2 separate regions of the Homo sapiens genome follow, and region 2 is linked to region 1. Evidence: chromatin contacts called from ENCODE Hi-C or POLR2A ChIA-PET data. All regions are on one chromosome and are shown on one strand. The core of a region is the stretch at or near the end of the contact, and the rest is flanking DNA. Distances in the headings are between cores, read along the strand shown. Region 1 holds the start of LINC02789 (long intergenic non-protein coding RNA 2789). Region 2 overlaps LINC02789 (long intergenic non-protein coding RNA 2789).

Region 1 (7,712 bases), core at 3,606-6,105:
TAAAGTTCTGACATTTTGAATAAAGGAAAACATTGAGTACAAATTTTACACTTATAGGAAAGCTCTTCCAAAAAATTATTCGAATGAAAATTTAATTATTATTTGTTGCAAATCAAGTGACTTGACATAAGAGTCATTTGCAAGAAAAAAATCTTTAAGTAACCCACTTTTATTTTTGGTGATGTTGTTTCTAATATTCTCAAACTTAAATAAATTATCAAGGAAAATAAGCCCTGATCTCCAAGAAGATGATTGCAAAAGGTTTTATCACCACATTAACTTTATACTAATATCATAAAAATAGTTCATAAGAAATTTAAATTCGCTCTTCAAAATTTGTTTGTGGTCTGGAATTGTGGTTTAAAGGCTGAAAATTACATTTTCTATATTATTTAAGTACAATGTGGAATTCTAACTTTAAAAATGCAGTCTATTGAAAAGGAAGGAGTTTCACCTTCTTTGACCTGCTTCAGTGAGAGCATCAAGCGTGAACCGACTTTGGGAAAGGCAGTAGTACAGCTATTACTCCTCCTCCGCCTTTCCCTCTCCCTCTCCCTCTTCCTCCCCTTCCTCCTTCTCCTCCTTTCTCCTTCTCCTTTCTTCTTCTTTCTTCTTCTTTTTTTCCTCTTCAGTTTTTCCAGGGGCAACGAAAGGAACAGGCAAAATACAGAAGGTCATGCATAACAAGCAACTGCAAACCATTGTGAGAGGGAATCTTTGGTATCTGAGATGATGGAATTAGATAAAGACAAAAGGATGCAGGGGGCAGTGGGAGAGCTTCTTTCAGTGAGCCAGACCCTCCTATTTATGTCCGAAGCAAATGTTCTTATGAGGATGAGGAGCAAATCAATATTTTTATGTTTAATATTCAGCTCAGGGTCAGCAATAATGATCTTATTTCTAGAGTTTTAGTCACAGCTGTTAGAAATATTTTTCTTACACAAAGCTTTATGGAAGAATATTGTTCATATAGGTTTTATAATTTTGTTGCTACCATATTTAACTAATGGAAATTGTAAAATTTATACAACCAGTTTACTTTCAACTTACTTATTTGCAATAGTTTGTTGTGATTTTCTGGTAAAACAGTAAGCCAATAACAAAATATGCACCATCTAATAGAATTTAAGCCTTGAGAGGTGAATACACTTTGAATCTTTAACTACAAGTTTAGGGAAGTGAAAACAATGACAGTAGTAATTAAAAACCTTATGATGCAAATGAAAACAATTCAAGTGATACGCAGCCTTCGTTTAAAAAAAAATGAATCACTTTTATATTTCATGAAGAAAGGTCCTGGAGCTGGTTTCTCTGAGGAGCAAGTGCCTCGTAGAAAGATGTAGCTGGATAAGTAAGCATATGGCTAGGAAATTTTGAAAATTTCAGCCTAAAACTTACCATTCTCAGGATTTCAAGGATTCATAAAATAAAACGAATGTAGCCAAGTGGAAAAAGGACAAATACATAATTCATGAAGCAGCCCTTTCTGACATACCCTGCTGCTTTTGGCTCCTAAAAATAGATCAGTTAAGAGTAACACGTAATAATTTCCTTTAAAAAAGTGGTGAAGATGTATTTTATTTGAAAGTGTTCTAAATTTTTGCAGTGTAAGCAATGAGGAGTCTTCAGCCTACTTTAGAGAAAGACATGGGGGTGCTATGCAGACATATTTGAAATGCTCTTTTTTTTTTTTCCTGTGGCCTTATTAGCATCTAGCTGGAAGGCATCGCATGTTTCTTTGCTTCACTGTGTTCTATGCAAATTATCAGGGTGGAAAGTGCCTTTACTAATAGTTTTAAAATACACTTTAGAGTGATGCGTTTTCTTGCAGACAGCATATTTCACATGGAATCTTCAACTGGGGGCCAACACATTTACCATCAATTTAAAACCCAAAGAATATTTAGTCTAGTGATACATCAAGTAGCATAAGAAGCCATCTCGGAATAATACAAAATTTAAAAACGTGGCCTGCGTAAGTAAATCCATTATCACTCTTTTCCAAATTTTGGACTTTTATTAATGTGTTAAATTTGTAAAGTATAAACATACATAATTTTTAAATCCACCCAGAACTATTTTAAAAAGCAAAACCATTATGTTTACACTTGCTTACCCCTATTTTCTTTACATCATTTAGATGACTCTTACTGCATGAACTTAAAAATACAATGTGGTATTGGAAATTTTACCATCGTTTTGAAGTTAAGCATAAAATATTCATCCTAATTATATTTGCATGTACAAATAATTGCATCAGTGTAACTGAGTTTTGGATGATTTCTGATTTTGAAAAACATAAAATAAATTTACAATTAGAATTATTACATTTACTTTTCAGTGCTCAGTAAAGTCTTCGATGGTATTAGTGCTATAAAACATTTTACTTTATGCTATAAATTAGCATAATCTTATTAATTTTCATCTGTCTCCTAAGAAATGCCAGATTTACAAAAACATTCAAACCAAAACTCTGTAGCCTGTAGACTTCTAGTAGTCTACCTGTCAGTTCTGATTAATTTGAGTAATCCAGTTATTTCACTGACCTACTTTTTCAATGACTACTAACTTTTCTAAGCAAAAATCAAAGGTTTATTTTTTCTTGATGGTGTTTTTTTTTGCCTAGGATTATTAATAATTCAGTCAACAGATTTGTAAAGCTAACTTTTATTTCTGGAATTTTTTTATATTCATCATAAAATAGTGAATTGTCCATATTTTTCTATCATTGAGACACATTGGTCAGATCTAATATATATTCCATATTATTTCCATTTAATTTATACCTCCAAAAAGAATAAAAAATAAGGATGAAAGTATCAATCAAGATATCTTTAAAGTAATAAAAAAAATCCTGCCCTAGTTTAAGGTATTTTCGGCACTTTTCAAAAAAAGATAATTAAATTAAAATTGGCTCCTATGAATAAAATTTTACATTTTGAGGATAAGGGGCTTGTTTCTAATCCTTTTTGATATTATCTGCTGACTTCACTGAACTTAATTATACAAAGTACATTTAATCCAACTTGTCACATACACACACACATACACACACACACACACACAACTATTTGCACTTGTCTTATTTGAAATGGCAAAGATGTGACACTGGATTGACATGGTTTCCTTAACACTCATGTTGCTAAACTAGAACGTGCTAGGGGCAAATAACTCTTATAACATTGCTCCAAAATATTTATGATATTTTTGGAGTCCTAGTCAGTTAACCGTGCGAAAATTTTTTTTAAAAAGGACTCTCATTTTATAACAGCAACATAAGGATATAATATTAATAGCCCTATTAATGTGCATTGAATGCATGCTGAAATGCTAACTAGCCTATCAAGTCCACCACAGCATCATTGAAATAGTTATGAATTAACTCAGACTTTCAATCTTATATGCTTGTATCTGTATTCTTAATGCTTGCCTTTTAGTAAATTTTATAGGAAATAATATAACCTCCATTTCATACTAATATGGACTCTACTTTCATAGGAGTTATCTACTGTCCTTGATGAATATCCATAATGCACAATGTTAAAATGAGAAAGCTATAATTGGTAAATAGGTCAATAAGTGCACAGTTCAGAAGACAGCCATATCATGCTGTTATTTGTTCTCATCTCTCCCATAATGAGGATGTTCGCATTGCATGTTAAAAGTTGCTTCTGTGAAAAGCAATATTTGAATCATATACAAAGCTGTTGGACCAGGATGACAGGGTTCTTAACAAGAAAGGATAGAGCAAGTACTAGTCAACCCCAATGTGTCTATTGTAATAAATTCAAAAGGAAGAGCTAATCTGAGCAATGGATATGAAATAGGAAGCGTATACATCTGAGAGGAAAATATGTGAGGGATGATCGCAAAATGATTCATGACCTTAAAACTATTGTGGTGCCATGATAGACAGAAATTAACTCTCCATTTCACAGTAAAACCAAATAATTAACTCTCTCCTAATGAATGCCTTTTGGGATCCTTTCTGCAAGATCTCATCTGAAAGTCTTCTGTAAATAGCTGACATATCCAGCAATAGAGGAGCCAGCAAATACTGTGTTTTTAGAGAGAAAAAAAAATTTTTAAAGCAATTGCTAGATATTACAAAACTGATTTACCATCATCTAGTGGGTTCTTAGATTTAATTAAGTTTAATTAGATTTAGTTAGATGAATTAGATGCATCTAGACTCAGTTTACCTGATCTCGACCTAAAAGCAACATTTTGCCACTTCATTTGCATAGGGAAGAAGAAAATCTCATATAAGTCAACATTCAAACTCACCACAATAATGAGCCTCAATATTTGGACCTAAAATGGCTAGCACTTTTACACTTCATAATCACGGAAATGTGTTATGTTAAAGCAGTAGGAAGGAATCCCCTTTTGTGTGGAATTCACCATAGTAAAACCAACAAACAGAAATAGACTATGGATTTGTTTGTTTTATAAAGCAAGTTTTGTTCATTCTGCTGTTAAATACTGAGAGCAGAGCCTTTTTGCTGCTAAAGGAAAAGAATCTAAGCATTATTGTTTACCCTGTAAAAAGTGTTACATGCTGTCAGAAAAGATCAATCCTTTCCTCCAGTATCTTTTTCTTTTCTAAAAGTCTTCCCCTGTACTGCCATGAACTGCTACAATGTTAACAGAATTAGAAGTTTATGTCTGTTCTAGTCTGCAAAATAAAATGCACAAATGCAAACCAAACTTACCTTCCATTAACGTTTTCAATTTTGAATATGTTTTCATTTATTCTAGTCTCTTGAAGTTAAATCATTTCCTTTATATGTAAGAAATTTGCTAATCATTCATGGGTATTGTTTTCTCTAGGTTATTTGGTTTCCTATGTATCAATTAGGACCCAGCCCAATTCCAAGTATATATAGCCAGAAAGATCATACCATCTCTACAATAAAATCCTAGTTAAGTCTTTGATTTTTAAAAATGCATACTTATTTTACACATTTATTTTTTAAAATTAAAAAATCTGCTTCCAAATTATGTATTATCAAAGAGTATACTATATAAAAATCTTAAGTTTAAATTAAACATAACTTTTAAAATTTATTAATTAAAGATAAAGGTGGTCTTTTTCTAATTTATGAAAGAATTCTACATCTAAGACTAGTTATGTTATCTTTCATTCCGATAACAAATGTTTTTCAGAATTACAGAATTTTTTAAATTTTATAAAATAGAATAATGTAGTGTGAAATAAACGTGCCAAATGTGACTTTTTTAACTTCTGCATTGTCTGACAGCCTATAGAGTTACAGGAAATGTTTTATGTCATTATTATAGCTTTGTTCTAATTAAATCCATATAATCTTCACTTTTTGAGTTTAATCAAAGTAATATATGCATTTAATTTATGCCCAAAAAGCCCATAATAAAAAGTAGTTACCCCTACTCTCTGAGTCCCAATCATTCCAATCCCCAGGTACAACCACTTTCTTTGGGATATTTGTTCAACTATACCTCCATGTTTATGAAATATATGATTGTTGCTTTTTGATATATTAATTTTTGACACCATGCATGCACTTCCTATAACTGTAAGATTACATTATGTTCTTATCCGTATTCTATATTGCCATTATTTTTACTATGTAATATTATTCTATTTTATTTTTTAAAAATAGAAACATGGTTTTGCTATGTTGCCCAGGTTGGTCTAGAATTCCTGGGCTCAAGTGATTCCCCTCCCCCTCCCAAAGTGTTGGGATTAAGTTGTAAGCCACTGCACCCAGTGGCTAGTAGAGAATAGTAGTACTAGTATTCTCTACTAGTAGAGAATACTAGTACCATTCTCTTCTAACACCAATAATATACCACAATTCCCTTTTGTGTACTTTTTAGTTTGTTGTATTTAATAATTATCTAATTTTTTCAATTTCATTGTTTTCTCTTGAAGTGTTACTAAGTTGTTCCATATCTTTAATAACAGTTAGTGGACCAGATTTTGTTCGAAAACTGTCATTCAGAAGTGCTTAATGCACCTACTCCAATCTGGACTGAGTACAAATGCTTCTCTCATTGCTTTGAGGATATTAACTTAGCAGCACATTAAGGGATGGTTGGTAGGAGCAATCTCTTTTGGGTACAGATAATAAGGGGTTTATTGTAGAACGTTTTAGAATAAAGAACGTTTTAGAATAATACTAGAGTTGACCAAATATCAGTTTTCATTTTTATCATCACCATGCATCAGTAAATTCTAAACAAAGTCAACTATAAAATATTCTTCACTGCCAGGGCCAATTGCTTCAACCACCGTGTTTCTGCCTATTATATGTTACTTTATTAATTACAGTTCTTTCACACTTTTCTTGAATTTTTACATGTTCTCTTAAATCTCCTTCATCTTCTTTTGCTTTTATTCTTTTTTCTTTTTGTATTTGCTTATTTATGTTGGCGGCATGCTTCAAAAGCCTAGTGATTTGCAGATTCACCTTATAATGAAGTTATTTTAAAAGCTAGAAAATCTGTGTTCCTCAGCTGTGTTTGTTGAGTGGTAGGCTGGTTTTGTGAGGGTGGCTCCTAAATGTCAAGATCTCTGGCTCCATTTTTGGGGACTATTCCTGTGCTCCAAAGATTTGTTCGGTCTTATCTTTTTGGACTACCAGTCTGGGTGCTAATATTCTGGGAGGTGAGCTGGGAAAGGTACTAATGGTCTAATTGTTCTTGAGACTTCCAGAGATACAATGCTTGCTTTTCGTTAATGTTCCTCTCTGCAGTAGTTTATGGATCATCTTGTTCCATTCTGTCCATTTCATCTTCCTAGATCATGGCTTTAAGGTTGGAAATGTTTTCTGATTTATTATATATGCTCTTTCTTTTTTCTCCATTTTAATTATTTTAGGGTTAAACTGACGGTAACATAAATGTAATTTTTCACTTCTAATTCTGAATTGTGAAGTGGTGCTACAACTTAAACTATTACAAGCAGGTTACCCTTAAAACTCTTCCAGTCTTTTGAAAACATATACGTATAAACAAAAGTTATTTATTTAAAATCATATTCAAATCCATTAAAATAAGTTTTAGTAATATAATGGACTCTAATAAAACACTCTCCCCATAAGCCAACTAAAAAAATACAACCAAGTAAATTGTTCTCTCTATGATCAAAATCTAGCACTTATTTTCCAGCCAAATGTTAATTGCTACATGGGCTCTAAGATTTTGTTTGTTTGATTGTTTTTTATTTTGCTGATAAGCTGTATCTTATAGTACTGTTGGCTGTAATTGCTAACCAAAATTACACAGTGTTAAGAAAATAATGAGTCAGAGAAATTCTATGATGAACAAAAATGTGCAAACAGTGGCAAGACCCATTGGTTGTTAGAGGTTCTGTAATAAACTAAGACATGTATGATACTATTGAATCATTGTCAATCAAGCATGGTCTTGAATTATTTTCTCAGGAATTATTGCATTTACATCTTGCTTTGTAAGGTTTAGATCTGAGAAATCACAGTCACAAAGATTTCTTAGAATTTAGCTGACACTTGTCTCTTTCCAGGTTTTCCATAGAAATCATGAAATGGGTCATATAATTGAGAGCATTTGTATGTACAGCTTTGCACTTTAGTTGCAATTGCCTTGGTTCTCCAAATGAAGTTTAAAGCTTTTAAGTCAAGCTTTATCATTTTCCCTTGGAACAAATGGAACATAATTTCACAAACTATTTATATTCCTGATGCTTT
Region 2 (7,712 bases), core at 1,507-4,006, 78 kb before region 1:
AGAAATGCTGAACTAGGAACCAACATTTCACGAATCCCCACACTCTTTCTCTAAATTTGTGTCTTGATCACTGTACTTGTGAACAATCCAGTAAAGGTTTCTCTGGATTTCTAGCTGGCCTCACCTAGTTTCTCCTCTGTGCACTGATTTGTTTATTGGTTTTCAGATGTGATTCAGTCTCTCCATCTTAAAAATAAATAAAATGTAAATACACATGTACGTAACACTTTGCTTATACTACTTACACCTCAGGGTATACTTGTAGGTCTTTCTTTTGCTTTAATGTCAATCTTCTATTCATGAAATTTTTGGATTCAACTTTGATTTCTCCATTTGATTCTTATAAGTGTTCACTCCTTCACAGACCTATCTTTTTGTCTTCCAAATGTTCCTTTAACCTATCATTTTTTGTCGGGGGGGGGGGAATTCCCTAATGCTGTGCTTAAGAGAATAATATGACCCCCATAAGGTTAAAAAAAAAACCAAATAACCAATTGACTCAAGAGAATTATCAGATGTTACAGAAACTGCCACTAACCAAGCACTGGAAAAAAATATATATTTGTGTTTTTTTTTTTTGTCTTTTCTTTTGTATTCTTTTTTTATTCCTACTTTTTTTTAATTGCTGCAGCCACTTACACATCCTTGTCCATGCCCAACATATAAATGCAAGAATAAGCATGCATTTTACAGAAAAGGCATCATTACTACACTGTCTGCTTTCTATGTTGTATCAACTATATTTATAAACAATTCTGTACTGTGTGAAAAAAATTTGGGTCCATATTATCTCATTGAATTGTGGGCTCTTTCTGTATTTTTAATTGAACCATGTGAAGAGGAAATATGACAAGTTGACCCTCCATGCCAAAATTTTTGTTGGAGACGATCACATAGTGAATAAAGTTTTACTTTTTTTGAGAGGTTTAGCAACAATGGTAGCCCAGCTCAGGCAAAAGAAGGAATAAAATAACCAATTTCTTTTCATAATGTACCCAGAGCTTACATATGAAAAGGAATAATAAAACCAGAAAAATAAACTTTTAAATTTCTTCTTGATACTTCTTTAAAATATTGCAGTGACATTGTATGTAAAGAAGCTTATGTATGGTAGGATGTAAGTTATTCCTTCAGTAGTTTCGAGTATTTTCTAAAATGTTTTTATTATTTTATTCAGTGATAATATGACTAATTTCCTTTACTAAAAATTAAAGAGTTAGCATAATAGTAATTCCATTGTAATAAGAAAAAATATTTCTTGAAATCATATATGTTAAAAATGCCTCAAAGGCACAAAAGAAATTCCACAGCATGAAATTCTCAAATTTCAAAATGAGGATGCATGCATCTTACGTCTTACGCTGGAATTTTCATTCGCTAATCAATTATGCATAATTTCTATTCATCATGTTCACAGAAACATTTTTCCTGCAAATAGTGAGGCAGAGACCAGGATCTCCTAAGTTTACATAAATCAAATTTTGGCAATTATAAGGGATTTTGCTTGGTCTGAGACTGGTCTATGGGGTTTTGCCATAAAGTCTGTTCACAGCTAACAAAGGAATTTTTCGCTTGTAAATAATAGGCCAAATACAAGCCCCCATGAGCCTTTTCCATTATGTTTCTTTCTTGAGGCTGTTCATTCTGTTTTCTTTTTTCTATGGTTGGATTTGTTGCCATATAAAATAGCAGTTTCAAACATTCTTTGTGATGGGTAATCCTATTAGTTTGGAAAAATGATTTTCCTGAAATTTGGAAAACAGGATAATTTGCCTCTTGCCACTTTTCACATATGCCATTATTTGATCACAATACTCTTTTTAGTTGCCATAAAATAAGAAAGGCTCTATGTCTTTTTTAAAAAAAATGTTCTTTTATTCTAACTTGGAAGCCTAATTAGTCCAGATTGTATTAAAATGCCTTGTTTTTGCTGCTTTTGTCAGAGAAGAGTTAGAACATGATGCCTCTCTTGGTAGGTCACAGACTGAAGAGGCCTGACCCAGGGAATCAAATGTCTGACCTGGCCTGACCCTAACCTCTACTTAAAATCAAGTCTTTACTTTTATTTAAAAACAGAGGTATACTTTCCATGTATCTTTTTTTTCTCCTTGTCCCAGCTGCTAAGAAGTACTCGTGGCTATTCATCTGAGAGCTCAGGGTGGGAAATTACATTTTCCAATCTTCTCAGTTTGGAGAATGGGCTCTGGGCTTGATTTACTCATGTTTACTTAGGGAAAATGCGACTATATTGTCTAGAAATTTTATGTAAGAGAAAAGCAACCAGAAAAATTCAGAATTAGATGAATTGTGGGTTTTCCTTCCACTGCACATGAAACATAAGCAATCATTTATTTCAAATGAATACTTAACACTGAATTAAAAATTATTCCTGATTGTGTTTTAGCAATTAGATAAAACATTTGGCTGACATATTAAAAAATTACAGTGGCAAAACATTTAAAACAGTATCAATTTTCTGTTGGGAACATAGGAGGTTGGGTGAGCTCCTCTAATAATAATACCATTAATCACTCTATGGTTTTGTGCTCTCACTTCTTAGGCAAATGATCAATACCCTTAATTTTAGGCTGGCTTTTATTGTACGGCTCTGTGATTCTTTTTTTCTCTGTTTGTGTGGTTCTTACAGTAAATTTAATTTATGACTGTGTAGGGTGATATATCCTTAGGTCATATCCTGTAATCTTTCATGTGGGGAATTCCCACGGAGTTATTCTGTGAGATCTGATGGCAGACTCTTTTGCTTTTACTTTAAACATCTTTACTTTTTGGGGGGTTGGGGGTGTGGGAGGTTTGCTAATTCAGTGCATTCCAAATTATAATGTACAGAGCTTTTATTCATTCATTCAGTCATGTAATATAACTCTGCAGACTTGAGTAGCCACAGAGGTTCCTTCTTATTCTAAATTCAATAATTTGTACCTTTGAAAATAAAAACTCTTTAGGGCCTCACAAGCTCAAATTTTCCCACTGTCTAGCTCTCGTTATCATAGCTAGCTTATTTTAAGAAAAGAGCTAAGTTTTCTTTTGTAGTCAAATCTTACTAGTTGTGATACTCAGTGTAGTAGCCAAATGTCAGCCTTAATGGTAACACGGCTTTAATTTTTTAGAGTAAGGCACATTGTTGTATTGGCATTTTCAAATTCAAGTGCAGCAAACATAGTCAAGTGTAGTAAACATACCTCTTCAGCCTGTGATGCTTTTGCTATGTTGATTTAATCACAAACAGCAAAGAGAAACACACTAAAAATCTCTTTGAAAATGGAAGTGAGTTTCTAGAAATATATCAGAATAATGATTTATTTTTCAGTTGGTCTATGTGACGTAAGTTAAAATGCAAGTAAAAATTAAATCTAGATGCGCATGCCTTGATTTAAAATTATTGAAATGTTCAAAATTGAAAGGTTCTTCAATTTGTGAAGTACATGAGGTCTGAGCCATGTATAGGACAATTTAAAATTATACAAGCTCTCTAAACTTCCCAGAGTGCTTCAATTTGGACGTTATCAGGGTTCCAGGAATGTATAATGCATAGAAATTTGAGGCTGCTGAAAATACTCTTTTTTTTTTTTTTAAAGAGTTCTTCTCTTGTGTTCAGACATCTGGGCATGTGCAGACACTGAAGAATAAACTGATGTAAACTTGTTTGAGTGCTTCAATTTGTAAGTGATTCGAAGAGCCGCCCAAATCACTCAGCACATGTTCTAATGGTTAGAACTGCCACATTCAACAAGTAGAGGGAAAGATGAAACTAAATCTTCACCAAGAGAAAAAAGGCTAATGGCTCAGGAATTCAAACATTTTCAAAAATATTTTACAATATTTTAGGAAAGATGACTTGAAATATGGCAAAGACATTATTAAAGGAGAGAATTCAATTAAACTTTTTGTCAAGGCCTCCCTTATGTTAATTTCACACTGTGCTATTTGTGAACTATACTCAGGCAGTCTAATTGACTTACTGTCCCTTGAATGGCCCACATTTGACCATGTTGATGTCTTTTTGATCTGTTTGCTCTTGCTGGTAGCTCAATTCTGAAAATAGATTTCATTTTGCATGTCAAGTCACTTCTCTTACTGGTGGTTGCCTGGAGTGCTGTGTTGAGAATTCAGAAGTCACATTAGGCAGTAAAAGAGGGTCATAATTAACGTTGCCACCATGGACAATGGAATGACATTTGGGATCATAGAATTTTTGTTTTGTTTTGTTTTTGTTTTCCCTATTCATGTCTTGTTTTCCTTCAAGATTCTGTTCAGGTAAGACTCAAGATATCCCAAACATGTCTAATTGAAGTTTTTCAATATTACAGCCCTTGATCTTCATCAATACAGCATTTTTACCCCTTAAACTTTTAAATATTGAAAGAATGATTAAAATTTTAAAATTCAATTGATGGTTGTTTTATTTTCTGTTTCAAGAATGTCTCATATTAATAGATAATAATAGAGAATTTCTACATACACTGATATAATGGACCTTCCTGGTCTTATGTTTGCCCCTTCTTAGCTGTATGACTTTAGGAAAGTCACTTTACCTCATTGAATTCCATCAGCTTCATTTGTTGAGGAGTTAAATAAGGTCCTTTCCCACTCTGAGCTGTGAACTTCTAGTGATAAAAGTGGGATCAATGAGGCACCTATCCTTGGATACTGAAATGTCAGATTGAAACATAAAAATGGTAATATTCCTGAGTGAAGTGGATCCTCTCAGCATCCTGGAGAAACTTCCCTAGTCAAGTCTGGAATTTCTGAGCTATTGTTCCCAATAGTGGCAGGTGTTGGGCCAAATATTTGGCATAATTTTAGAGGCTGCATGGGAACTTTTAGTTCTTTTTCTAAATGGTCCCTGTCTATCAACTGGTGCTGATAATTGTTTAGGCTGGAACAAAAAATTTTATTTCCCAAATTAAAAGACAGGAATGCTGAATAGTAGAAAGAACAGATGTTTGAGGGGCAGAAAGACCTGAATCACTTCTCTATTACTCATCATTTTTATAAACTTTCACATGTTTCATAGAGTCTCTGAGCCCCAGTTTCCTCGTTTGTGAAATGGTAATAATAATATCTATTTCATAGATTTCTGGGAAGAAATAAATACGAAAATGTGCATAAATTGGTCTAGTACTATCGTGAACTGAATGTTTGTGTCCCCTAATTCACATGTTGAAGCCCTAACTGCCAATGTGATGGTTTAGGAGGTGGGGACTTTGGGAGGTAATTAGGTCATGAGGGTGAAGCCCTCATGAATGGGATTAGTGCCCCTACGAAAAGAGAAATGAGTTTTCTTTTGACTATGTGGGTATACAATGAGAAGTCAATCATCTAGAAACCAGGATGCCAGCCCTCCCCAGACTCTGGATCTTGGACTCCTCAGACTCTAGGACCATGAGAAATAAATTTCTGTTGTTTAAGTCACTCTGTCCTTGATAATTTGTTATATAGTAACCCAAATCAACTAAGACAAGCACCTAGTAGACTTTCAATGATTAATTCATTTCCTTTTCCTTCTTTCAATGAAAAGAATTTTGTTTTTCTACTATGTGTAGAAATTGTAGTCTGAAATTTAGAAATATGTGTGCAGAATTGGATTGGGGAAGGCTTTAAATGATGGGCAGTGGAGATTGACATCCAGGCAGTAATGAAAAGTCCTAAAAAACTCTGAACAAGAGAATGTTATGTTTACAGCTGTCTAAAGATTAAAGTTGGCAGAAGGATAGATGAACATGGCTAGTAGTAGCTAGGAGAAAGACATTGACAGCCTAAGGTTCTCATGTAGGCAAAAGTGCCCGTAGGGGTGGGGACAGTGGAATAGAGCAAGACAGGGAGGCAAGGGGGATCAATTGAGAGGTCAATTACCAGGACTTATACCTAATTAAATGAGTGAAGAAAAATGTCCATAGTAACCAGATTTTTAATTTTCTAGTAACTAGATCTCAAACCCCAGACAAATTGTTTAAATCTCTCTGAGTTTTAGCAAAACGTATAGCTACTGGCATCTGTAGCCCAGAGAGTATAAAATGGGGGAATTTAATGTGATCTCTTATTTTACTTTTAACTTGATAATTTTAATTGTATTCTACTTCCCCCATAATAAGTCACAGGGACCATTGTTAAATTTAATTAAGATATTTGATAAATATAATGTCACTGGCTGTAAGAAATGAGCATAAAGCTATAGGAAGTAAATTAGAAAGACAAAAAGACATGCTTACTTCATGAAAACATATGAGAATGAAAAGATCTAGTCATGCTTGTGGAGTAGACATAGTGTGCCAATACTCTGGAATATTGAACATCTACTTTGTTAACTGGATACACAGGGCAACTTCCCAGAGTTGATGTAAGCCTTGGGCCTGACCTCAAGGCATAAATCAGTGGTTCCCAGACTTTGAGATTTCATGGTCCACACAATTAAACAAAAAAAGCCATTCAAAATGAAGTGTCAACTTTTATTTTGTCAAGTACAAATTTTAAAAACCAAGTACAAAAAAACCTACCATCTCTTGATACCATTATTTAAATAAAAAGGAGTAAATTTAATGTCCAAGAGAGAAACAAAGGACAAAATCTCAGAACAAAAAAAAACTTTAATTTTAATCTGTTTAGCTTTATTAAAACCTCACTATGTCTGAGAAGTGACATCAGCAAGATGGTCTACTGGAAGCCCCTACTGCTCTTCCTCCCCACCATGAGAGCCAAAGCAATGAATGAACAACTATATTTTAGGGAAAATAACTAAGGGAGAGCACTGAAGTACATCTTAGGAGTAACAGAAATCCTGGTGAGCACAGAAACTCAGGATAACCACATAGAGAAGAGAACACCTGGCCTCCATCATTTCATCCCCCACTAGATATCAGCTGGGAACTAGAAGGAACTTCTCCCATGGAGAAAAGGTAAACGATAAGATCCCAGTAGCCACCATCAGCATCTGGGACAAATACAGCCCTCACCACTGGGGTCCCCTGCAGTCCTCACAGGCACTAAGCCCACCTGAGGGAGCTAACTGGAGCCCACACAGCTGTGCTGTCTCCACAAAAGGAGCTGATACTGTGCACTGCCCTCGGTGGTCCACGCAGCTACTATACTGCACCATCCTAGAACTAGGACTACCACTAGAGTGTGCCTTACTACAAGGGTGAGTGCTCAAGGCATATCTTCATTCCTGAGACCAAGCCACCACCAAACCATCCCCAGCTGGTGGCCCAACATCCCCAAGCTGAGCTATGACCAGCTGTCACCTCCTTCTCCATAGAGCCAAGAAGCAGTGGAGCTCCTCCACCTGTCTCCCCAGGCTTCAGTTGTAGCTGTACTCTGTTCCATAAGGCCAGAGCTGGGCCTGTACAACCCCTCCTGGGAAATAAGGCCCTGATGTAGCCCCTTTATCTACCCCTCACTGTTGCTGCTATGACTTACCCTCAGGGGACTGAGCTAAAGCTGTGCACTGCCTCTTAAGGAAACATTGCCTTGGCGGAACTGCTCCATATACCTCTCCCAGTCATTGCTGTGTTCTGCACCTGGGGACCAATGCTAAAGCTGTACAGTCCCCCTGGGGAATTGTTGCTTTGGCAGAATCACTACATTTACCTCTCCTAGTTGCGGTTATGCCCTGCTTCTAGGGGCCTGAGCTGAAGCTGTACTCTCTTTCCTGGGGAAACAGTGCCTTGGCAGAGTTGCTCCATATGCCCTTTCCA

The links. A loop is a pair of places that touch in the nucleus more often than their neighbours do. ChIA-PET counts read pairs that join two places held with the same protein, here RNA polymerase II (POLR2A). Pooled maps may share reads with other maps.
Region 2: a map with no recorded cell type shows a loop between it and region 1 (4-fold over the local background). The contact joins the enhancer-like site here to the promoter of LINC02789 in region 1. A Hi-C loop is called at or near these places in 1 of 168 maps with a recorded cell type or tissue (A673), 1 of 37 single-sample maps with no recorded cell type and 6 of 50 pooled maps. POLR2A ChIA-PET finds 5 or more read pairs at or near these places in 2 of 52 experiments (MCF 10A and OCI-LY7).

Annotation. Positions count from the first base shown.
Region 1 is chr1:199,145,741-199,153,452 of GRCh38, reverse strand. It overlaps LINC02789 (long intergenic non-protein coding RNA 2789), which reads right to left and starts at 4,855. Exons shown (of 4, transcript NR_147896.1): 1 at 4,716-4,855. All of the region lies in intron 1 of LOC107985243 (a long non-coding RNA gene), which reads left to right.
Region 2 is chr1:199,221,380-199,229,091 of GRCh38, reverse strand. The region is part of intron 3 of LINC02789 (long intergenic non-protein coding RNA 2789); the gene reads right to left. Among named protein-coding and RNA genes, the nearest start is that of LINC02789, 77 kb to the right of the region's middle. Within about 2 kb of position 2,756, at least 4 of the 41 ENCODE cell types and tissues checked have a DNase peak (open chromatin) inside an H3K27ac peak, as active enhancers do; they include A673, where a contact is called at or near this core.